Linked DNA regions of Homo sapiens: regions 1, 3, 4 and 5 are each linked to region 2. A link is a contact called in ENCODE Hi-C or POLR2A ChIA-PET data. All regions are on one chromosome and are shown on one strand. Each heading gives the region's core, a stretch centred on a gene start or an enhancer-like site at or near the end of the contact. The rest is flanking DNA. Distances are from core to core; before and after follow the strand shown.

Region 1 (5,055 bases), core at 600-3,099, 310 kb after region 2:
CTGGTTCTGCCCCGCTGGGATGCACAGCCCCCTGGGGAAATGCCACACAACTGCTCTAACAGAGACTGAAAAAAAGGCAGAAGAACACAGGGCAAATCAAGGGATGTTTCACGTCAGAAACAGACAGTCTCTGTGGCTTGCAGTGGCAGTAATAATAATAGATCACTAATATCTAGCACTTACCACGTGCCAGGCTCCGTTCCCAGTGCTGTTCCTGCTTAACTCATTAAACCCTCCTAACAACCTGTGAGGTGGATAAGGCCTTTCCCTCAGTTTAGAGAAGTGGAAACTGAGGCGCAGGGAAGTTCAGTAAATCCCTGAGGCCACAAAGCTAACCAGCGCAGACGTGAGATTCGAACCCAGGTAGCTGGGTTTCAGATCCCCTTTTCATCATCATGCAACAAAACTGTTTTCTTTCCTGCTCAAAATCACACTAATTAATTTTATTCTGTTTCTGGTTAAAAAAAAAAAAAAAAAAAGCCCACAGGCCTCAATTCTCACATAGGAATTTTTTTCCATCCTTTAAACAGATCATTTAAAGGAGACTATATTTTGTTACCTGTAATAGATCTTCACTAAGGACTTCTGTTTTCTCAGCTCTGTGGGAAAAATTAAAAATTCAGAGTTAGAAATCCAAAAATGAAAGGCAACTCCTAAAATTTAATAATTATTAGCCTGGAGTTTAAAGCAAAACAGGCAGAAATAAATTTAGAAGGGTTGGCAGGGGCAGTTTACCAATTTTTACATCAGAGAGCAATTTAAGCAAAACCAAAGAAAAATAACTAAGCAAAACTTTGTGGGGAATAGCAGCCCAAAACAAGAACAAATGATCCTGAGTAGTGGTTCTCAAATTTGAGCAGGCACAGAATCACCAAGGGCAGCAGGTGCTGATATAAAATGCCATTTCCCAGGTCCCTCTGGATATTCTATTCTAATTCAATAGACCCTGCATTTTTAACAGCCACTCCTTGCTCAGAATTCCATTGCAGGAGGTCTAGAGACATGGCTTTGAGAAAACACTGTTCTACAGAAGCTTAAACTTCAGTTCACAACCAGAAACGTTATGCAAAGATGCAAGCCTAGACCACCACACACAATAACAATTAGTTCCTCCTTCAAATTTCCTCTCCATCCTTACTTTGAAAAGAAACTAAGTGTTTCCACAACTTTCTCTGCTATGCTTTGAACTACTACTAATTTCATCAACCCTTCCATTAAACCAACACGGTGGCCAGCAATCAGAAGGGGGCATTCCGAGCTGGCGGAGTCTCAACTGTCAGACCATAATAATTTTTATTTTATTATTATTATTATTATTATTTGAGACAGAGTCTCATTCTGTTGCCCAGACTGGACTGCAGTGGTGTGATCTCAGCTCACTGCAACCTCCACCTCCCGGATTCAAGCGATTCTCGTGCCTTAGCCTCCCGAGTAGCTGGAATTATAGGCACGTGCCACTTCGCCCAGCTAATTTTTGTATTTTTAGAAGAGACAGGGTTTTGCCATGTTGGCCAGGCTGGTCCCGAACTCCTGACCTCAAGTAATCCGCCCACCTTGGCCTCCCAAAGTGCTGGGATTACATGCGTGAGCCACCGCGCCTGGCGTGAAGGAAATTTTTAAAAGAGAAAGAAAAAGTATGTTTCAGCTCTGAACAGTGAAGGGAGTCAGGGGAAGGCTGTCAATGAACCGGAAATTCAGAACAGGGATTGTATGATCTTGGCCGGGAACCAATGCAAGAGCAGGAAAAGCTCTTGGGCCAGAAAGTAAATGAGACCCCTAGAATGACCTCGAAATGCTGCTAAGCTCAGAGTAGTGCCAACTGTGGGCAAGGGAAAGAAGCGCACAGCTCCTCCAGTCTACACTTAAGGCAATGGCACGTTAGCCAGAACAGGGCATTGCCATGGGGGATTCTAACACTTGTCATCATGGCACTGTCCCAGTCAACCTGGAGATGCCTACAGGGTGGCTCACTCACCAGTTTCTGCAGGAAACTGGAATGCTGACCTGACTCAAATACTTCCCAGGGCCAGAGGATCAGGGCCTAGAGACAAAGCCAAGGCCCCAGCTTCCAGAGGCAGCCAATTTTCAACTCTATGAAAAGGTTCCACCAGCAACAGGCCAACATATGCTACCCTAGACCTTGCTTGGCAAGCAAGGTGCCAGGCATTGCTGAAGAGCCAAACACAGGTAGTCATACCAGTTAGGGAAGGGAAGCAGGGCCCCAGCTGACCATGAGGTCAAAGAACCAGACTCAAAAAGAAACCTGACAGTCAGCCTAGCAAGAACACACCTGGCATGAGATCGTCATAGTTTCACCATTAGACGCCCCCATTCCTCTCGCCAATGCCTCATCCCTCCTTTAGCAAAATGCCACCAGGGAATGGGTAACTTTTGCCTTTCTTCCCTAGCCAAAACCCCCAAATCTGGACAGGGCCCTGTATACCTCTCACAGAATCCACCTCAACTCTAAAATGACTTCCTTCTGTAAGTACGAGTATACACAGAGAAGTCTCAAGGCCTATTAAAATTTTCACAAGTTCAAAAAAAGAGATTCAACCTGAGAATCAGAACAAATATGTCCTTTTTCAGAGCAAATTATTTTTTAAAAAATAACAGAAGAAGAGAAGAACTTGCTCTACAATCCCAATGTGGGCTATAAGCAGATGTGGGAAAGTTAGTAATAGCTCAGAGGTATGCTAGAGCCAACTCAGACCAACCAACCATGTGCATCTTCTCCCAACTCCTTGCTCAGTAACCTCACACTGGTACTTGAAATCAAAAACATAAACAACTGCAAACAATTCAAATAGGAGCTTGGCAGTTGTTAAACAGTTATGAGCACAGTGCTGCAACAGCCACAAAGAAAATAAAGCAAACATAAAAACGAGGCAAGTATTAACTTCAGGAAAAACAAAAAGTCCACTGGAAACATAAAGATAGTCATAGTAACTAGTATGCTCAGCTGCAAATAATTGATTGGACATAATATAAATATCAAATAGTAATACAATGAAAAATTATAACTGTATTGAAAGGATGGGGGGAGCAGAAGCAGAGGGAAAGGGCCCTAAACCCTCATTTATCAGAACAGAAAGTCAACAGACAGTAACTAATTTGATAACCCAAACGATAGTTTACACATATTACTTATAATTATGAATATGAATAAATGTCACAATAAACTGTTAATATTTCAAAGTAGTTGCTTCTGGAGTTGGGAAATCTCAGAGAGTAGGGAGTGAACCCACCGTATTTTGTGGTAAGTCTTTTACTATATTATTTGACTTTTTAAACTACATGAATCACAGTTTTGAGGTTTTTTAAAAATAGCATGTTACTTACACTTTTAAGTAGCATGCTTGATTGATATGGCCAGGGGTGAAGTGTGCCTAACTTAAAGAATTGGTCCAATGTCAAGCTCTACAAATGCACAACAGAAAACATACCTCAGAGTATCTAAAATGTAAAGAAAATCAGTGTATTTCCAGCCATTTTTTTCAAATTAACTGGACCCTCTGCTTTAGAGGTACTTTACATGAAAAGGTCTGGAGGCTGAAAACTATATTGAATATATTATATGAAAATGTTAATGTACTGTTTAAAAAGAAATTTCCCCTTTGTTTCCTGTGTTTGTGGAGGCTATATATATATTACATTAATAAAATCAATTTTAGATTTGCAGGCTTAGATTTTTTTTTTTTAAATCAATTTTAGAGGTTGGGGGTGGTGGCTCACGCCTATAATCCCAGCACTTTGGGAAGCCAAGGTGGGTGGATCACTTGAGGTCAGAAGTTCAAGACCAGCCTGGTCAACATGGCAAAACCTCATCTCTACTAAAAATACAAAAATTAGCCAGATGTGGTGCCACACACCTGTAGTCCCAGCTACCTGGGAGGTTGAGGCACGAGAATTGCTTGAACCTGGGAGGCGGAGGTTGCAGTGAGCCAAGATCGTGCCACTGCACTCCAGACTAGGCAACAGAGCAAGACTCTGTCTCAAAAAAACAAAAAAAAAATGTGTAGAAAAAAATCCAAACCCAACTAGAGATTAAAAGTGATCTATAATTGGGAAGAATTACTTTTAAGTGACAAATCATGACTATGGAGTATAATACACAAACTGGAATGGCTCCCTCACACAAAGATTCTTTGCTGGCCTGTGGACTCTCCATCTTAATTTTCAGGCCTTGGTACTGTCTCCATCTATTCCAATAATGTGGTCCAAATGACCTGATCTCCCTCATCACTGTGACTGGTCCAAGCCTTGGTGCTTCCTATCGTGAACTGTTTTGCAGTGTTCACCTTTACCAGAGATATGGAAAGTCCAGCAATTATTCCACTATCGGCCAAGGTGCCCATTCAATAGGCCATTCAATAGGCCATGTACGTAGGCCACAGAAATGTGCTGGTTTTTTCTGAGAAGTGTTATCTTTGGTTGAGTTTTTGTAATTTATTAAAGCAAGGCAGGGGGCAAGAGACTGAATTCGTCAAGACATCTATAGACAAAAAAAAAACAGTAGACAAAGTGATCCAATCATAAAAAATAATACTTGATAAATCATATATATATATATATATATATATATATATATTTTTTTTTTTTTTTTTTTTTTTTTTGAGACAGGGTCTCGTTCTGTCACCCAGGCTGGAGTGCAGTGCCACAATCTCAGATCACTGCAATCTCTGCTTCTTGGGCTCTAGTGATACTCCCACCTCAGCCTACCAGGTAGCTGAGACTACAGGCATACACCACCACGCTCAGCTAATTTTTCTATTTTTAGTAGAGACAGGGTTTCACCATGTTGGCCAGGCTGGTCTCAAATTCCTGAGCTCAAGCGATCTGGCTGCCTTGGTCTCCCAGAGTGCTGGGATTATAGGCATGAGCCACCGTACGCGGCCAGATTTTTTTTTTTTTAAGACAAGGTTTTGCTCTACCTCCCATGCTGAGTGCAGTGGCCTGATCACAGCTCACAGCAGCCTTGAACTCCTAGGTTCAAGCTATCCTCCCACCTCAGCCTTCCAAGTAGCTGGGACGAGAGATGCGCACCATCATGCC
Region 2 (4,644 bases), core at 1,525-4,024:
AAGCCAAGATCATGCCATTGCACTCCAGTCTGGGCAACAAAAGCAAAACTCCATCTCAAAAAAAAAAGAAAAAGAAAAAAAGAAAAGAAAAGAAAAATAAATTACATATATATATGTATATGTATATTTCAGCGCTTGCACTTTACTCAGTGAATAAGTGCAATTTACAAAGCCTTCATGATCTGGGCCAGTCCCTCGGCTCTACCCGACTTCCCCCACTGGGCTTCAGTGCCTCTGAACTACTTAAGCAGTCTGAAACTGGCATCACGCTTGCCTCCATTTTTATCACCAAGGCCATGCTTTCCACCTGGCATTGGCCACCGGAACAATTAGACTCAGCAGAGATGCAGTCTGCTCTAGGGCCTACTTCTTACCCTGCCTTTCCCGCCCCCTCTGAGAAGAGGTAATTATTCACCCTTAATTAAGGCCAGCCATGACCTTAGATGGGAAAGAACATGGAACATTTGATGTCATTGAATTACTCAGTGAGAAAGTCATTCTTCCTTTGGTTGCTTTGCAGCACTTCTGATTAAAAAGGAAAAAGTTTCATTTTGTGCTAGTGTGCCTTTAACACCTCTCTGAGCCTTGCCAACCTCCCTTTGAACAGAGTGAGCCTGAGTCTCTGAAAGTTCAACAGGAAAAGGGTATTAGCTGGAATGCGACGACACAATTAGTCTCGTTGTTTTTATTTTTATGGGTTTTTTTTTTCATGGCAAGTGATGCTAATTTCACATTTTCCACAGTGCGATCCAGATTTCTTCAAACCACATTTATTTGACCAATGAAAGGGGGATCAATTTAAAGAGAAATAAAGCCTTAAATAAATAACAATGTGAGTGGTACTCAGGACTAAAATAGAGAGGGGAAACTTGAGGGATGAGTTTGGGAAAATCCTGAAATAGATCATCTGTACAATCTCTTCTAATAAAAATCCTGGCGGGGCATTCACACTTATAATCCCAGCAGTTTGGGAGACTGAGTTGGGTGGACTGCTTCAGCCCAGGAATTCGAGACCAGCCTGAGCAACATAGTCTCTACAAAAAATTTAAATATTAGCTGAGTGTGGCAGCGTGCCCCTGTAGTCCCAGCTACTCAGGAGGCTGAGGTGGGAGGATCACTTGAGCCCAGGAGGCAGAGGCTGCAGTGAGCTCAGATTGCAACACTGCACTCCAGCCTGGGCAACAAGCAAGACTCTGTCTCAAAAAAAAAAAAATCCTATAGCTCCCATAGGATTCCCTGGTTGTTTGTTGAGTCATGCCTTTGTTGGACACTAGATTCACAGTCTATGAGGGCAGTGACTGTGTCTGGGCAGTGACTGTGTCTTCTCAGCCTTTGCTCCCAGCTCCTTACAAAAGTGCTGGCAAATTCAAGCACTCCAGTACCATTCGTGGGAGAGGACTGAGTCGCCAGTGATTCATCATCCTGTCCTCAGCTGAATTGTGTAATCCCCATGGTGCTGGCAGGAGGAGGAATAACAGTACTTGTTTTAGTAGTAAGAGTAGTAATAGTAATAGTAGCACCAACAGTAATAGAAGTAGTTGTTATAGTAATAATAGCAACCATTTACTGGGTTCATTATATGAGCCAAGTATTAGGCTTAATGCTATATGCATCCACTCATTTTGTTCTCGTTATGACCCTATGAGGCAGCTACTTTTTTTTTTTTTTTTTTTTTTTTTTTAGACAGAGTCTCACTCTGTCACCCAGGCTGGAGTGCAATGGCGTGATCTTGGCTCACTGCAACCTCTACCTCCCAGGCTCAAGCAATTCCCATGCCTTAGCCTCCCTAGTAGCTGAGACTACAGGTGCATGCCACCATGCCCAGCTAATTTTTGTATTTTAAGAAGGGACGGGGTTTCACCGTGTTGCCCAGGCTGGTCTTGAACTCCTGAGCTCAAGCAATCCACCCACCTCGGCCTCCCAAAGTGCTGGGATTACAGGCGTGAGCCACCACACCCAGCCAGCTGTTCTTATTATCTCCATTTTACAGATGAGGACATTGAGGCTTAATGTGGGAAAATAGTTTGCCCAAAGCCACTTAGCTGGGAAGTGGCAGAGCTGGGAGTCTAAGGTCAGTCTCACTCCCAGGTTGGTGCCCTTCAGGACTGCAGAAACAACCCTTCCCGCAAGGGTCTCCCAGATGCAATGCGTTGCACCTTTCTGGAGGCTACGGGGCTGCTGTTTCAGCAATTCATGTATAATTTAAGGGAATTTGGAAGCAGTCTGGATATTTAAATGATGTCTTAGTAATGTAAAAATCTGCTTCTCTTCAATCTGTATTCTTTTCAAATTCAGTAGACTATCTGAGAACTCTCCTGTCTGTACTCCCTCTCCAAATACCTGCTTGGCCCCACCTGTGCCCTGCCCAGCCTCCGATCTCTCTCATTTCACTGAAGAAATGAGATTCGGATGGAAAAATACTGGTACAAGCTTGACCGAGCTTCTCTAACAGACACTGTGCATCACGCATCAGCTGCTGCTGTTGCTATGGTGACAGCCACAATTTCTCCCAGACAGCTTGGGTCTGAAGGGAGGGTGGACCCTTGGGGAACAAGTGGATCTCTCCAACCTGTCAGTCCCTCTCACCTTGCCCGTTTCTCTCACCTCCCCCACTCCCGCCAGCCCCCACACTTCCTTACATGATGCTGACAGGGGGTACCAGCACCCCCAGGCCATCGTAATTAGCATCTGGCCGTGATCCCAGTCTCCTGGCAGCACATTCCTCATCTTCCTCGCCAGCCAATCTCCTTTCCCCAGCAACCCTCCGACAGCACTGCAGCAGCTGCCGCACCGACAGCCTCCGCGCCAAGGTCACCCACCACCAGCACCAGCAATGACGAAGCACCCGCCTGCTCCCTGGGTGGACATGACACCGTTAATGCCTCACTGTGTCTAAACCATTTGGGGTCAGAAAATTGTGATTCTAAAAAAAAGAGAGGTTGTCCTTAGGAAGATGGGTGAGGCTAAACTCCAGTTGCTGGAGGGGCTAAGAGATTCATACGGCTTAAGTTTCATCGCTTAAGGTCTCCAGGAGAGAGGGAACTGAGCAGGAGGGGCATAAGACATTCCAGAAGGGTGAGGAAAGAATGAGACAAGTTTGCGCATTGACGCGGCTTGGACTCTGGGGTGCTGAAGATGCTGGTGGTGATGAGGTGGAGGATGCTGGTTGGAATGATGGTGATGGCAATGGCTCATTTATTCAGCATCCGTGATGTGCCAGACACTGCACTAGGCGCTGTGCAGGCACTATGCCCTGCAGTTCTCGCACTGCCTGGGGAGTAGAATGTGGTACCCATGTGGTGGCTACTGTCACTGCGCCCATTTCACAGATGGGGAAATCGAGCCTAGAAAACACCCCGAGGAAACAATCACACGAATCCAAAATGTGAGATGTTTCCATGACAACTAGCCTGGATGAGCTCTTAAAAATATCAATGTCAGGCCAGGTGCAGTGGCTCACGCCTGTAATCCCAGCGCTTTGGGAGGCCGAGGTGGGAGGATTGCTTGAGCCAAGGACTTCAAGACCAGCCTGGGCAACATAGTGAGACCCTGTCTTAATAAAATTAAAAAATAAAAATCAGTGTCACTTACAAAAGGGTAGAAATCTTTTCTAGAAAAAAAGAGTAAAGAGACAAAAACCAAATGCAATTTCTGATCCTACATTGGATCCTGACCAGAAAAATTAAAACAGTCATAAAAAGACATTTGAGGGACAGTTGGTGAAATTTTAATATGGACAGCATGTGAGATTGTGTTAGGAAATCATTTTTAATTCTCTTCAAGAGTGATTCGGGAGTTGTGTTTGTGTAGGAAAGTGTTCTTTGTTTATTTTATTTTATTTATTTATTTTTTGAGACGGAGTCTTGCTATGTCACCCAGGCTAGAGTGCAGTGGCGTGATCTCGGCTCACTGCAAGCTCCGCCTCCCGGGTTCACGCCATTCTGCTGCCTCAGCCTCCCCAGCAGCTGGGACTACAGGCGCACGCCGCCACGCCTGGCTAATTTTTTTTTCTTTGTATTTTTAGTAGAGATGGGGTTTCACCGTGTTAGCCAGGATGGTCTCAATTTCCTGACCTCGTGATCCGCCCTCCTCGGCCTCCCAAAGTGCTGGGATTACAGGCGTGAGCCACCGCGCCTGGCCCTTTGTTTATTTTTTACTTGTTTATTTTTTTTGAGACAGGGTCTCACGAAGTCACCCAGGCTGGAGTGCAGTGGTGTGATCACGGCTCACTGCAACCTCAACCTCCTGGGCTCAGGCGATTTTCCCATCTCAGCCTCCTGAGTAGCTGGGACTACAAGCATGCACCACCATGCCTGGCTAATTTTTGCTATTTTTTGTAGAGACAGGAGACTTGCCATATAGCTGAAGCTGGTCTCCAACTCCTGGGCTCAAGTGATCCTTCCACTTCAACCTCCCAAAGTGCTAGGATTACAGGCATCATGAGCCGCTGTGCCTGGCCTGTTCTTCTTAGATGATACAGGCTGAAGTATTTAGAGAAGTGTCATGATGCCTGTAACTTACTTGTAGATATACTTACATACATATGCATGTATTTACATATAAATACAGCAAAATATTAACAATTTTTGAACCTAGATAGTTCATCATTGTGTCATCAATAGTACTATTCTGGCTGGGCACAGT
Region 3 (4,763 bases), core at 1,052-3,551, 380 kb after region 2:
TTTTTTTTTTTGAGATGGAGTCCCACTCTGTCACCCAGGCTGGAGTGCAGTGGTGCAATCTCGGCTCACTACAACCTCAGCCTCCCAGGCTCAAGCAATTCTCCTGCCTCAGCCTCCCAAGTAGTTGGGACTATAGGCATGCACCATCACACTCGGCTAATTTTTCTATTTTTAGTAGAGACGGGGTTTCACTATGTTGGCCAGGCTGGTCTTGAACTCCTGACCTCAGGCGATCCTCCCACCTCGGCCTCCCAAAGTGCTGGGATTACAGGCATGAGCCACTGCGCCCAGCCTGGAATATTTTTATCAGATATATATATGTTGTAAATACACACACACACACATATATACATGAAACATATATATATATGAAAATGTAAAATACCATTTGCAATAGCATCAGGCCAGGCACGGTGGCTCATACCTGTAATCCCAGCACTTTGGGAGGCCAAGGTGGGAGGATCCCTTGAGCCCAGGACTTTGAGCAACATAGGCAACATAGTGAGACCTTGTCTCTACAAGAAAGTGAACCAAATTAGCTGGGTATGGTGGCGAGTACCTGTAGTCACAGCTACTTGGGAGGCTGAGGTGAGAGGATAGCTTGAGACTGGGAGGGTTGAAGCTGCAGTGATCTGTGATCATACCACTGCACTCCAGCCTGGGTGACAGAGAGATCCTGTCCCAAAAAAAGAAAAAAGGAAAAACAGCATAAAAACAGTAGCATCAAAAATCATTAGAATAACTCTAATGAAAGACATGAAAACACCTTTACCAGAAAAGTATTGTGAGAGAATACTTTTACTCTCTCACTAAAATATTGGTGAGAGAAATTAATAAATACTTAAATAAGGAAGAGGTTACTTTGTTCATATATTAGAAGACCTGATATTAAGATGTCTGTTCTCCCCAAATTGATCTATGGAGTCAATGCAATCCCAGTTAAAATCCTATTTGTTTTTTTTTTTGAAGAAACTAACAAGTTGATTCTAAAATTTATATGGAAATGCAAAATATCTAGAATAGCAAAAAAAAAAAAAAAAGAGCAAAGTTGGAGAACTTAAACTGCTAATTTTTTATACCACTTAATTTTAAGACTTACTATAAAGCTACACTAATCAAAACATTGGTCTTGACATCACAATAGACAAATATATCAGTGAAACTGAGTCCAGAAATAGACCTGCATACGTACTGTCAGTTGATTTTTGCCCAGAGCGAGTAAGTCAATTTTCTGGTGGAAGGAAGGAAAGTCATTTAATTTCTTTTTTTTTTTTTTAAGAGAGGGTCTTCCTCTGTCGCCCAAGATGGAATGCAGTGGTATGATCATGGCTCACTGCAGCCCCAGCCTCCTGAGCTCAAGTGATCCTCCCACCTCAGCCTCCCAAGTAGCTGGGAATGCAGGTGTGTACTTCCATGTCCAGCTAATGTTTTGTTGTTTTTTGTTTGTAGAGACAGGGTCTCACTGTGTTGCCCAGGTTGGTCTCGAACTCCTGGGCTCAAGCAGTACTCACACCTCAGCCTCCCAAAGTATTGGGATTGTAGGTGTGAGCCACTGCCCAGCCAGGAAATTATTTTTAATGAATAATTCTAGATCAACTGGATATTCACATGAGGAAAGAAATTAACCTTCACCCCATCTCATGCCATACACACAAATTAGTTGGTAATTGTTCATAAACCTAAACATAAAAGCTAGAATCGTAAATCTTACACATGAAAACATGGGAGAATATCTTTGCAACCATGGGGTGGGCAGATATTTTGTGAGTAGAACACAAAATGCACTTACTACAAAGGAAAAATAAATACATTAAGAAAATGTACAGGCAAACCATATAATATTTGCAATACGTGGTAAGGGTTTTATTCTTTTCCCAAAGTACTTTGGTATTACTCAGGTCTGTGGCATCTTGCATGATATTCTGTATTTACTGGCTTTTTGTTGAGTTAGATACAGAACATTGATCCAAGAGAATTTTCTGATTGGGTTTCCCCATTTCTTTTACCTTCGTGTGAATGTTGCTCCCTTTGCCATTTATGCTTTGCCCAATATTCAGTGACTGCTTACAACAGAGACAGATTTTAGATCATATTATTCTTTGTAAAGTAAAGAGACATTAGATGAAAGCAAAAGGCAACACGGGCAGTCTCCTCTGGAAGGGAATTGCAGCCTATATGAGTCTTCCTGGTTATTGAGGATTGAGGCTCAGCTTTTTAGGTGACTCAGCATTTAAGTCCTGGCACATTAACTATATACTAGCCACAGACCTGAAAGGAGGAAGGGAGACGAAGCCTAGCTCTGTTTCAGTACAGCGTCTTTTGCCCTTAAGACTGCTTCCTGGCCAGGCGTGGTGACTCATGCCTGTAATCCCAGCACTTTGAGAGGCTGAGGCGGGCGGATCACTTGAGGTCGGGAGTTCGTGACCAGCCTGGGCAACACGGTGAAACCCCGTCTTTACTAAAAATACAAAAATTAGCCGGGCATGGTGGTGGGTGCCTGTAATCCCAGCTACTATTTAAGTCCTGGCACATTAGCTGTATACTAGCAACAGCCCTGAAAGGAGGAAGGGAGACGAAGCCTAGCTCTGTTTCAGTACAGCGTCTTTTGCCCTTAAGACTTTGCTTCCTGGCCAGGCGTGGTGACTCATGCCTGTAATCCCAGCACTTTGGGAGGCTGAGGCGGGCGGATCACTTGAGGCCAGGAGTTTGTGACCAGCCTGGGCAACACGGTGAAAACCCGTCTCTACTAAAAGTACAAAAATTAGCCGGGCATGGTGGTGGGTGCCTGTAATCCCAGCTACTCGGGAGGCTGAGGCACGAGCATCAGTTGAACCCCGGAGATGGAGGTTGCAGTGAGCCAAGATCATGCCACTGCACTCCAGCCTGGGCGACAGAATGAGAGTCTGTCTCAAAAAAAAAAAAAAAAAAAAAAGATTTTGCTTCCTGCCTTCCGTTTATAAACCAATAATAAAACCAACAGGAAATAGAAACTAAAAATGAAACTAAAAGGTATAAAAGAACAATAGAATTAAAGTTGGAGGTAGTGCCATATCTTACAGACCACAAGCAGCATGCAGTTGAAATTCTAAATCTGAGATTTTAATGCTGAACATAGTTGAATTTTGCAATCTCAAATACATGTACAGTGATGCCTTCGGGTAACAGCTGCCCGCATATATGGTGGTGGCGGTCCCACGGGAATTTTTCAGCTCTATTATCTTATCACCTAGTGACGTAGCTGTCCTAATGTCTTAGCACGGTACATCACTCATGAGCTTATGTGGATGCTGGTGTAAACAAACCTACCGTGCAGCCTGTCCTATAAAAGTGTAACACATACAATTATGTACAATACATGAAACTTGATCATGATAAAAAACTGTGTTAACGGTTTATGTATTTACTATGCTGTACTTTTTATTGTTATTTTAGAATAACAACTTGCTGACTCACCCAGAGCAACTACTTATTAACAAAAAGTTAACTGTAAAAGCCCTCAGGCAGGTCCTTCAGGAAATATTCCAGAAGAAGAAATCATTATCTTGGGAGATGTCAGCTCCATTCATGTTATTGCCCCTGGAGACCTTCCAGGGGAACAAGATGTAGAGGTGGTGGAGAGTGATATTGATGGTGCTGACTCTGTGTAGGCCTAGGATAATGTATGTGATTGTGTCTTAGTTTTTTTTTTCTTTTTTTTTTCTTTTTTTGAGACAGAGTCTGGAGTGTAGTGGCACGATCTTAGTTCACTGCAACCTCCACCTTCCAGGTTCAAGCGATTCTTCTGCCTCAGCCTCCTGAGTAGCTGGGATTACAGGCATGTGCCACCATGCCTGGCTAATTTTTTGTGTTTTTAGAAGAGACGGGGTTTCACCATGTTGTCCAGGAAGGTCTCGAACTCCTGACCTTGTGATCTGCCCACCTCAGCCTCCCAAAGTCCTGAGATTACAGGCGTGAGCCACTGTGCCTGGCTAGCATACACTGCTTTTAAAGTTTACACAGTGTAATGTCCTGCGTCTTCACACTCACTCACCCCTCACTCACTGACTCACCCAGGGCAACTTCCAGCCCTGTAAACTCCATTCAGTGCAGGTGTCCTATAGAGGTGGATCATTTTTAGCCTTTTATACTGTATTTGTAGTGTACTTTTTCTATGTTTAGCTGTGTTTAGATACACAAATACTTAACATTGTGTTACAGTTGCCTTCATTATTCAATACAGTAATGTGCTGTAGAGATTTGTAGCCCAGGAGCAATAGGCTATACCATGTAGCCTGGGTGTGTAGTGGGCTGTACCATCTAGGTTTCCGTAAGTGCTCTCTGTGCTGTCTGTACAACGAAATCACCTAAGAATGCATTTCTCAGAATGCATCCCCATTGTTAAGCAACACATGACTTTATGCGCACAAACAGATACACACACGTACACATACGCATATCATTTAAACAACTCAAGTGTTATGAGGGATAAAACAAATGTTCAGGGGTAGGAACATCTAAATCCAGGTGGGTATGTTTCAAAACCCACATTATGGCTCACGTCTCTAATCCCAGCACTTTGGGAAGCGGCAGTGGATGGATTCAACACCAGCCTGGGCAACAAGATGAAACCCCATCTCTACAAAAAATACAAAAATTAGCTGGGTGTGGTGGTGTGTGCCTGTAGTCCCAGCTACTTGGGAGGCTGAGGTGGGAGAGACACCTGAGCCCAGGGAGGTTGAGGGTGCAGTGAGCTGTGATCACACCACTGCACTCTAGCCTGGGCA
Region 4 (4,818 bases), core at 679-3,178, 420 kb after region 2:
GGCACAGATAGAAGAGCAATGAGCTGTGTGGCCAGGAAAGCAGGGAAACAGTCCAAGTGGACCTCAGATAAGTCAGGACAACTAAAGAGCATGGGGAGAAGGGTTTGGGGAGGAGTGTGTACTCAGTAGGGGATAGAACAGGAGGTGGCTGCAAAGAAAGGCTTTGCCTGCCATGGAACTAGGGAGCAACAGAGAACCACTGATGGTTTTTCTTTTTTCTTTTTGAGACGGAGGCTTGCTCTGTGTGCTAGGCTGGAGTGCAGTGGCGCGATCTTGGCTAACTGCAACCTCCACCTCCTGGGTCCAAGCAATTCTCCTGCCTCAGCCTCTCGAGTAGCTGGGATTACAGGTGCCCACCATCACGCCCAGCTAATTTTTTTTGTATTTTTAGTAGAGACGGAGTTTCATCATGTTGGCCAGGTTGGTCTCGAACTCCTGACCTCAGGTCATCTGCCCGCCTCTGCCTCCCAAAGTGCTGGGATTACAGGCGTGAGCCACCGCGCCTGGCCTGATAGTTTTTCAATACTCGAATGGCATCAGGCCTCCAGCCACTCCCACACCACCTGCCTACCCTCTAGCTGATTGCAGTGTATGAAAATCGGCCTTGTGTTTGGCACCAACTTGGTGCCTTGCAATCTACTAGGACCTTTATATACTGTGGCTGATGGATCCATTCATTAATGAAGCAATTGCTTGGGAGTTAAAACTCACTACCCTGCTGAGATCTGAAACACATGTGGAAAAAAGCCAGGTATAGGGATTGTACACGTAGGATACTCTGTGTGGTGACCTTCAATAACATGTAAAACTCAACCATGGAAACAGAGACAAGAACAAGGCTTGCTGGGGCAGAAGGGTGAAGGTGAATCTCAAAGGGGACAAGGAACTTTTTGGATGATGGAAATGTTCACTATCTTCCTTAGGGTAGTGCTTATGTGCAGGTGTAGACGTTTGCCAAAACCCACTGATTTGTACTCTTAAGATGGGTGTGTGGCACAGTGTAAATTTTTACCTCCATTTAACAAAGTAACTGTGGCATGAAAATCACAAGATGCAGAACACATATGGAGTGTACGGTGCCACTTAGAAAAAATGAAAGGCAATGTTTTTCTTAACATGTACGCTCACACTCACACTCAGGGAAAAGCATCTGGGGTTTCTGAGCAGCTGTCCTGGTGGCTGGGTGGCAGGTGCTGCATGTGGCACAGAGGAAAGTCACTAATGCAGAGGGAGAGGGCGCCAACCCTGAGGGTGGGAAGGTGTGGGGATGAGCAGAGGCCCATGAGCACCAGTCTGGCCCTAGTGACGCCCCAGGCCAGGCCTGTGCATTGCCAGGCAGCATCCTACCCTTTGTGACCCTCTGAGTAGGCGCTGCCTAGCAACGCCTCATTGTGAATGTCTGTTTTAAAGACAGGGCCTCCGCCGGGCGCGGTGGCTCATGCCTGTAATCCCAGTACTTTGGGAGGCCAAGGTGAGTGGATCACGAGGTTGGGAGTTCAAGACCAGCCTGGCCAACACAGTGAAACCCCGTCTCTACTAAAACTACAAAAATTAGCCGGGCATGGTGGCACATGCCTGTAGTTCCAGCTACTGGGGGGGTGAGGCAGGAGAATCGCTTGAACCCGGGAGGCAGAGGTTGCAGTGAGCCGCGATTGCACTACTGTACTCCAGCTTGGGCAACAGAGAGTGAGACTTTGTCTCAGTTAAAAAAAAAAAAAAATTTAAAAAAAAGACAGGGCCTCCCTGACTTGCCCAGACTGGACGCGAATCCCAGTGCACTGGATGCTTTTCACGAAGGACAGCAGATCAGTTCTAAGATCCACCAATGTCTTCCTGGTTTGGGGGCCCTGGCTCTGGCTTAGGCCGTTCCATGGCGCGAGTGGGCAACAATGTGACTTCCTTCATCAACCACATCTCAAATGTGCTGATACAGGGAACAGATAAGGGGGAAGAGTTCCCTAACTGTGAAATCAAGGACACTGAAGCATGTGTGGTCTTCATAGAACCACTGAATGAGACATTTCAACATAGTCAAACCGCACCTATGGCCAAGCCTAGAGCAGATCCAATTATGGAACTAGAAACTGAGGTATCTCAACTGAAAGGAAACAACAATAGTTTTGAGGCAGAAATAAAATATCAAAAGATAACTGAAGAGCAGTTGCACAGTAAGATGCAACTACTTTGGTCTTTACAAGACCAGAAACAGGAAATGGATGATTTTAAATGCCAGCAAGAGCAAATGAATATCACACACACCCAGCGCTTTTCAGCCAAAGATGAAGAAATTAAGAACTTGCAAAATGCAAAACAACAAATCAAAACCCACCTGTGTGGAAAACGAGACTACATTCAAACAGACCACGATGTTTTTCAAACAACAGAAGCTGAGTGTCTTCATACAGAAGATGGAACTGAAAAGCCTGATTCATGTAAACTGGAAACTGAAAGATTAGTGAAAGGAACAAAAGAACAAGAACTGGAGATTAAAGTTCTACATGACAAGAATATGACTTTAACTAAATGGATGGATGAGCCGTCCATCAGTGAGGTGGGCAAACTCACTCACATCATCCAGCAGGAAGATGTGGAGGTGCCGGGCCTTCAGGCTAGAACGGCTTCAGCCTCTGACACCAAGGGTGTTGCTCACTTTCAGCAGCAACTGCAAGCACCTGCTTTGGAAACAGAAGAACTATCAGCTGTTTGGAAAGAGGTAGCTAGGGAAAACAGCTATCTAGAAAGAGAGTATCACCATGGAATGGATGTAACTGCTGACAACGAAGGAGGCCTGTGTGAGCTACAAGAGGAAAATAAAAAATCACCCACTAGTAGTGGTCAGGAAAGGTTTATAGACAATGTTCTGAAGTCATCACATCTCAATCAAGAAAAAGATATTGAAACAGATGCATTAAGTCAGAAATGTCAGCCTTTAGCGACAATTCTGCAAACATCCAGCACTGGTCATAACATTGTAACTGTTACTAACAATCAGTATGAGGGGCTTCCACAAGAACTCGATATCTTAAAACAGCCAGTTAAGAAAGTGGAGGTGTGGAAAGAGAAGCTGGTGACCACAGTGCAAAATATGCAGCAGGGAGCAGCCCAATCCCAAGAGGAACTTTGTCAACTTCAGGCAAAGCTTTTAATTGACAGTGATGACGATTCTCAGTGTCAGATGAACCACAGAGATCTGATCCAAAAATATGAAGGGAGTGAAACTCAACTCAAAAACCTGGGGCAGGAGTTAGCACACACGCAGCACAGCATCAGGCAGCTCTGTGACGGCAAAGACAGTCTCTTCCCACAGCTGGATATTTTACCCCAGCTCCCCAGAGAAGCACTTTCTTCACACACCGCAGAATCTCTTCATGCAAGTGAGTCTGCTCTATCAAGTGAGTCTTCTAAATTGCTCCAGCAAGAGATCGAGAAGCTGAGAAAATCACTGCAGGAAAAAGATGCGACCATTAGATCCCTCCAAGGAGACAATCAAAGACTGTCTGATTCCATTGCTGCCATCGCAGAACGAGAAAGAAAAGAACACGAGCAAATGCATTCAGAAATTCAGCAGCTGAAGGAGAAACAAAATGCCTTAGATAGGTTACTTCAGGGAAAAAACCTTTTCATCAGAACCAAAAATAGTCTAATACATTCGTTGAGAGAAAATCTCACTAAAAAAACGAATAAAAATGAACTTTTGAGGCAGGCAGTGAGAAATCTGAAGAAGAGAATATCAGTTTTAGAAATGGATACAGGTGAACTAAAACAGGACAATGAAAAAATCACAGAAACATCCAGGGAAAAGAAAATAGAATATCAGGAGCAACAAATCAAAGAACTTGAAAACCAAAATGTGGTCCTACAGGAAAGGCTGGATAGTTTCCAAAGGAAATGCATACAGTTAGCCAGCAGCACAGAAGCAAAAGTCGACAAACTCCTAATGAGAAACCTCTTCATTAGTTATCTCCACACACCAAAACACAAACAGCATGAAGTGTTACAGGCAATGGGAAGCATCCTGGGTATCACAAGGGAGGAAATGGAGCCACTGTTTCAGGAAGAGCATGGCACTGCTACCAGGTGGATGACTGGGTGGCTTGAAGGAGGATCAAAAAGTGTCCCTAAAACACCACTGGGGCTGAATCAGCAACCTGCCCTTAATGGTTCTTTTTCAGAACTTTTTGTTAAATTTCTTAAAACAGAATCTCTTTCATCTACTCTTCCAACAAGTCTTCCTCCTCACAATTCTCCAGGAAAGATCAAACTCGCTAAAAATGTACAACAAAGTTTAGGAAACACCCCAGCATCCATACCCAGAGGAGCAGATGCCAATCCCTGCCCCTCTGCTCTCTCTTAGGAGCCTGGCTGGACTTGGACCTGGTGGGTCGGGGCATCATCTGTCAAATGCTGCTGCAGAGGCTTTGCCCGCATCTGCACCTCCGCTGATGTCACCTGGCCAGAGTGCAGGAGCTGGGCTGATAGGCTGTCAAGGCAACAGATGATTCTCAGAGACTATGAAAGATCAAGCCATGCTGTGTATCTACTTTATCACTAATGGCCTTTTGGAAACAGTCATTTCATTTTCAGTCATACTTTCTTTAAATTTAATAGAACTATTGCAAGGAAAATTTTTAAGAGTCTCTGAAGGACTGGCCGGGTGTGGTGGCTTATGCCTGTAATCCCAGCACTTTGGGAGACCGAGACGGGTGGATCCCCTGAGGTCAGGAATTCAAATCCCGTCTGGCCAACATGGTGAAATCCCGTCTCTACTAAAAATACAAAAATTAGCTGGGTATGGTGGTGTATGCCTGTAATTCCAGC
Region 5 (4,703 bases), core at 69-2,568, 340 kb after region 2:
GAATCGAAAAAATTAAACAAGGAAACTAAGCAAAAAGATGGAGGAAATGAAACAGTAAAAAGCAAATTTAGAAAACTCGAGAGGAAGTAAAAGTATTTTCATACACTCAAAAAAAAGAAGTGTCCCACGTGCTTCAGCCAAACCAAACTCCCCTTAACTGTTAAAAACAGAAAATCAAAAGAAGAGCTGTGAGAAATTCATACTTTCGTATCTCTTTGCTGAATAAACACTAAATCGGTACAGTACAGCCAGCTGCCCTGAAAGACCTTGAAATATTAGCCCCAGATAATACAGCACATGACAGTCACCTCCAGAAACTCTCAAAAACCACAAATCATTTCTTGTTCTGACAACCTGATCTACCAACTCTGGTCTAGCCTGCCATTTAATAATCAATAACGTTTCTTGTTAAGCACTTCAACCGTAGCAAAGGAAGATAAAGAAGCATTTGTTTCCAAACCTAAGGTGAGACTTTTTAAATTGGCGCAAGGCGTCTCCATAATCCTTTTCCGCCAATTCCTAATTTCTAAATGTCAAGAACTGGCAGCAGCAGTCCAGTTCCTAGGAGCCCTGGTTTTGAGACAGCACCACCTCCGAATTCCCTCAAAGGGCGTTCTGAACTCACTGAGCAAATCCGGCTGGCTTTCATGTCCCTCTAGCCATTTCTTGCCGCCATGCACTTACAGGAGAAGGACTCGCAAACAGCGGGAGCACCGGGAAAGCCTGGGACTGCCGCCCCCCACAGCACAGCGCTCGGCACAGCGTTAGGGACAGAAGTCACCGTTGTTGAGCCCAGGGCAGCGATCCCAGCTGGCTCGGCCCCCGGGAAGGGAGGAGAAGGACCGGGTCTACTCCCCGAGGGCGATGCTCCCGGGGCAGGGACAATGGGCAGGGGACCCCGCGGTGTGGCGGAGGAGGCGGCGGCCCTCCCCTGCAGGTCTCGGGAGCCCGGCGGCGCTGAGAGACAGGCGGGCCGCCTGGAGCGCGGCGCTCGGGCCTCAGCGCGGCGCAGCCCCCGGGCCCGTGCCCCGCTGGTCTCGGGCAGGGGCTGCGGCCCAGCTCAGAGCCGCCGGACCGCGGAGGAGCCGTCCCGCCCCCGCGCCCTCCGCCCTCCGCCCCCAGCCCCGGTGCGACCCCCGTGCTGCCCGGCGCACTCGCCTGCCCACGGTCTGGTTAGCCAGCTGCTTCATGCGGTTGAACTGCTTCTTCATGGCGGCGGTGGCGGCGGCGGCCCGCGGGGCTCGGGCCGGGCAGGGCGGGGGACAGCCTGGCAGCTACTACATCGCTTCCCGGCCCAAACGGCGGCGCGGCGGTGGCTCCCCGGGCCGGCGGCCCCGCCCTCGCCTCGTCACTTCCAGTGGCACCGCCCGCCCGCCCTCTAGGTCTGGCCGAGCCGAGCTGAGCCCGAGTAGAGCCGAGTCGAACCGAGCCGAGGCTAACAGTGCCTTACCTGACACGGGCGAAGAGCTAGAAGGCCCCGGGCGAGAAGACCACTAGGCCTCCTCCGCCTGGCCTCCCCGACCCCAACGCTGCCCGGTCACCCTCTCGTTTATTTCAACGTATGAAAAGCTGTTTCTAGCAGGGCGCAGTGGTTCAACGTTGTAATCTCAGCACTTTGGGAGGCCGAGGGGGCAGATCACTTGAGCTCGGGAGTTCGAGAGCAGCCTGGCCAACACGGTGAAATCCTGTCTCTACTAACAATACAAATTTAGCTGGGCGTGGTGGTGGACGCCTGTAATCCCAGCTACTCAGGAGGCTGAAGCAGGAGAACGGCTTTTACCCGAAAGGCAGAGGTTGCAGTGAGCCGAGATGGCGCCACTGCACTCCAGCCTGGGCAACAGAGTGAGAGACCCTGTCTCGAAAAAAAAAAAAAAAAAAAAAATTAAAGTCAATGTGTGTTTTCCTTAACACACGTGCTCACACACTCATGTCTTCCTGGTTTGGTGGCCTTGGCTCCAGGTAAGCCCCTTCTTTGCATTGGATGGGCAGCAATGTGGCTTCTTTCATCAGCCACATCTCAAATGTGCTCCTAAATGTCATAGAAAAAGGAAAGAGCTCCCTAACTATGGGATAAAGGAGACTGATGCCAGTTTGGAATTCTTAATATCAAAGAATGAGGGACTTCAAGATCTTTTTAGTGACCTAGGAGAGACCTAGGAAGCATCAGAGCTTCAGATAGGGCAGCAAACTAAAAGTTATCGACATCAATTACAACAGAAAGAGGTAGAAATGAGCCTTCCTAAAACAAGAAAGCAAGCACTACAGGATCGGTTGCAGGACCGGCAGCCAGCCCTGGAGTCAGCACATTCAGGGAAGGCCGGAGGTTCCCATCCACACTGCATCCCCTCCATTCCATGTGGTACCCATCATGCTTCAGTGTTCCACGACGCTTACATGGGTTTTTATGACATAATTTCATCATAACAAGAAATAAACAGATAGTCCAATGAAGTTCTAAAACTTGAGTCTCCAGTTGGCCATTGGAAATGTATTGCTCAGACTTATAAAATAGGAGGAACAACTAGTTTTGATGAAAATGAAATCTACAAACTACAAACACCAAATATTAATATCATCAAGGAGCTCAAACAAAAAAGAAGTCAGGATACTGATGACCATCAGCTTGAATTATCAGTATTACAGAATGTTCATCAACAGAAATTGAGGGAAATAAGTTGTAAGCATCAAGAAAATCTAAGCAATTAGGAAGAAAAGATTGAAGAACTGGAAAATTTGTTACAGCAAGGTGGCTCAGGAATTACAGTACATGATCTCTCTAAACTTCAAGAGAAGGAAAACACTATTCATGCAAGCTCTACAAATTGAAAAAGTAGAGTCTACCAAAAAATTGAAGAATTTGAACATAGAGTAAAAGACAAATAAAAAATTATCTTCTGGGGCCAGGTGCAGTGGCTCACACCTGTAATCCTAGCACTTTGGGAGGTCAAGATGGGAAGATCACTTGAGCTCAGGAGTATGAGACTAGCCTGGACAACATACTAAAACCTCATCTCTATGAAAAATTTAAAAAAAAAAAAAAGGCCAGAAGCAGTGGCATGCACCTGTACTCCCAACTAGTTGAAAGGCTGAGGCAACAGGATCATTTGAGCCCAGGAATTTGAGGCTGCAGTGAGCTATTATCACACCATTGCACTCTTGTCTGGGTGACAGAGTGAGACCCCTAGCTGAAAAGAGGCTATTGGAAGAAACAACTCTGAGAAAACCATGAAAAGATTGTCCACTGAAGCTAACCTGGAGAGCTCTGCCTTACAGCTAGAGCAAGAGTGTGTAATTAAACTCAGCCACGAGAAAGACTCTGAAATGTCAGCACTCAAAAAGAATATTGAGGCTGGGTGCAATGCATCACACCTGTAATCCCAGCACTTTGGGAGGTCGAGGTAGGTGGATCACCTGAGGTCAGGAGTTCAAGACCAGCCTGGCCAACATGGTGAAACCCAGTCTCTACTAAAAATACAAAAATTAGTCAGGCGTGGTGGCGGGCGCCTGTAATCCCAGCTGCTGGGGAAGCTGAGACGAGACAATCGCTTGAACCTTGGAGGCAGAGGTTGCAGTGAGCTGAGATCTGGCCTCTGCAGGGTGGTCCAGCCTAGGTGACAGGGTGGTCCAGTCAAGGTGACAGAGACAACGTGACAAGGTTACTGTCTCAAAAAAAAAAAAAGAATATTAAACAGATGGACACTGACCATAAAGAAACTAAAGAAAAAGTGCTCCTAAATTTACTCCAAGAGATTGAAGAGCTAAGAAAATCGCTGCAGGAAAAAGATGCAACCATTAGATCCCTCCAAGAAGACAATCAGAGACTGATTTGATTTTGTCATCTAGTTGAGAAGAGCAGAAGCAATTGACACAACTTATAAGAGAGAAAGCAATTTTTTTAAAAAAAAACTTAAAGGAAGTTCAGAGCTTCCAGAGGAATTATTATACTAAAACCTTAAGAAAGAAAGAAAGAAATTTCATAGCAAACCATAGAGGAAAAAGACAGATGTCTTGCATCCATGAAAGAAAAAAAAATCTGATAGAAGAATTGAAATGACTCAGAGGACAACAAAGTCTAACTGCCCCTGTGGCTGAGCCTAGAATGGTAGATACTATTATGGTACTAGAATTGGAGATATTTCAAATGAAAATAATCAAAGGTAATCTTGAGGAGGGAATAAAGTATCATCAAAATATATTTGAAGGTTGGGCATGGTGACTCATGCCTATAATCCCAGCACTTTGGGAGGCCAAAATCACTTGAGGCCAGGAGTTCAAGAAATCACTTGAACTTTGGGAGGCCAAAATCACTTGAGGCCAGGAGTTCAAGACCGGCCTGGCCAACATGGTGAAACCCTGTCTCTACTAAAAATAAAATTAGCCAGGTGCGGTGGAAGTGCCTGTAGTCCCAGCTACTCTGGAGGCTGAGGCAGGAGAATCGCTTGAACCCAGGAGGTAGAGGTTGCAGTGAGCCAAGATCGCACCACTGTACTCCAGCCTGGGCAACAGAAGAAGAATCCGTCAAAAAAAACAAAAACAAAAACAAAAAAGACTGAAGAGGCCAGGCACAGCGGCTCACGTCTGTAATCCCAGCACTTTGGGAGGCCGAGGTGAGTAGATCATCTGGGGTCAGGAGTTTGAGACCAGCCTGGCCAACATGGCAAAACCTTGTCTCCACTAAAAATACAAAAATTAGCCGGGTGTGG

What was found. Hi-C counts contacts between places; a loop is a spot of excess contacts on that map. ChIA-PET counts read pairs that join two places held with the same protein, here RNA polymerase II (POLR2A). Pooled maps may share reads with other maps.
Region 1: a map with no recorded cell type shows a loop between it and region 2 (2.6-fold over the local background). The contact joins the enhancer-like site here to the promoter of LINC01567 in region 2. A Hi-C loop is called at or near these places in 1 of 168 maps with a recorded cell type or tissue (transverse colon), 2 of 37 single-sample maps with no recorded cell type and 2 of 50 pooled maps.
Region 3: a loop to region 2 is called in a pooled map, with 5 times the contacts of the local background. The contact joins the enhancer-like site here to the promoter of LINC01567 in region 2. A Hi-C loop is called at or near these places in 1 of 37 single-sample maps with no recorded cell type and 8 of 50 pooled maps. POLR2A ChIA-PET finds 5 or more read pairs at or near these places in 2 of 52 experiments (GM12878 and activated T-cell).
Region 4: a map with no recorded cell type shows a loop between it and region 2 (2.3-fold over the local background). The contact joins the enhancer-like site here to the promoter of LINC01567 in region 2. A Hi-C loop is called at or near these places in 4 of 37 single-sample maps with no recorded cell type and 4 of 50 pooled maps. POLR2A ChIA-PET finds 5 or more read pairs at or near these places in 1 of 52 experiments (B cell).
Region 5: a loop to region 2 is called in a pooled map, with 4 times the contacts of the local background. The contact joins the promoter of ARHGAP17 here to the promoter of LINC01567 in region 2. A Hi-C loop is called at or near these places in 2 of 37 single-sample maps with no recorded cell type and 9 of 50 pooled maps. POLR2A ChIA-PET finds 5 or more read pairs at or near these places in 2 of 52 experiments (A673 and activated CD8-positive, alpha-beta memory T cell).

The regions. Positions count from the first base shown.
Region 1 is chr16:24,978,407-24,983,461 of GRCh38, forward strand. It overlaps ARHGAP17 (Rho GTPase activating protein 17), which reads right to left. Exons shown (of 20, transcript NM_001006634.3): 2 at 560-599. Among named protein-coding and RNA genes, the nearest start is that of ARHGAP17, 34 kb to the right of the region's middle. Within about 2 kb of position 1,850, at least 12 of the 41 ENCODE cell types and tissues checked have a DNase peak (open chromatin) inside an H3K27ac peak, as active enhancers do.
Region 2 is chr16:24,668,288-24,672,931 of GRCh38, forward strand. LINC01567 (long intergenic non-protein coding RNA 1567) reads right to left here and starts at 2,775. Exons shown (of 3, transcript NR_122072.1): 1 at 2,640-2,775. It also overlaps a transcript of TNRC6A not described here.
Region 3 is chr16:25,046,475-25,051,237 of GRCh38, forward strand. No RefSeq gene overlaps it. Among named protein-coding and RNA genes, the nearest start is that of LINC02175, 18 kb to the right of the region's middle. RefSeq lists a silencer at 3,054-3,348. Within about 2 kb of position 2,302, at least 41 of the 41 ENCODE cell types and tissues checked have a DNase peak (open chromatin) inside an H3K27ac peak, as active enhancers do; they include GM12878, where a contact is called at or near this core.
Region 4 is chr16:25,091,388-25,096,205 of GRCh38, forward strand. It overlaps the pseudogene LOC100421173. Among named protein-coding and RNA genes, the nearest start is that of LCMT1-AS1, 18 kb to the right of the region's middle. Within about 2 kb of position 1,929, at least 5 of the 41 ENCODE cell types and tissues checked have a DNase peak (open chromatin) inside an H3K27ac peak, as active enhancers do; they include B cell, where a contact is called at or near this core.
Region 5 is chr16:25,014,051-25,018,753 of GRCh38, forward strand. It overlaps ARHGAP17 (Rho GTPase activating protein 17), which reads right to left and starts at 1,319. Exons shown (of 20, transcript NM_001006634.3): 1 at 1,159-1,319. The coding sequence starts at 1,211. It also overlaps the pseudogene LOC100421171. RefSeq lists enhancers at 207-875, 876-1,544 and silencers at 858-907, 968-1,017, 1,078-1,127, 1,208-1,457.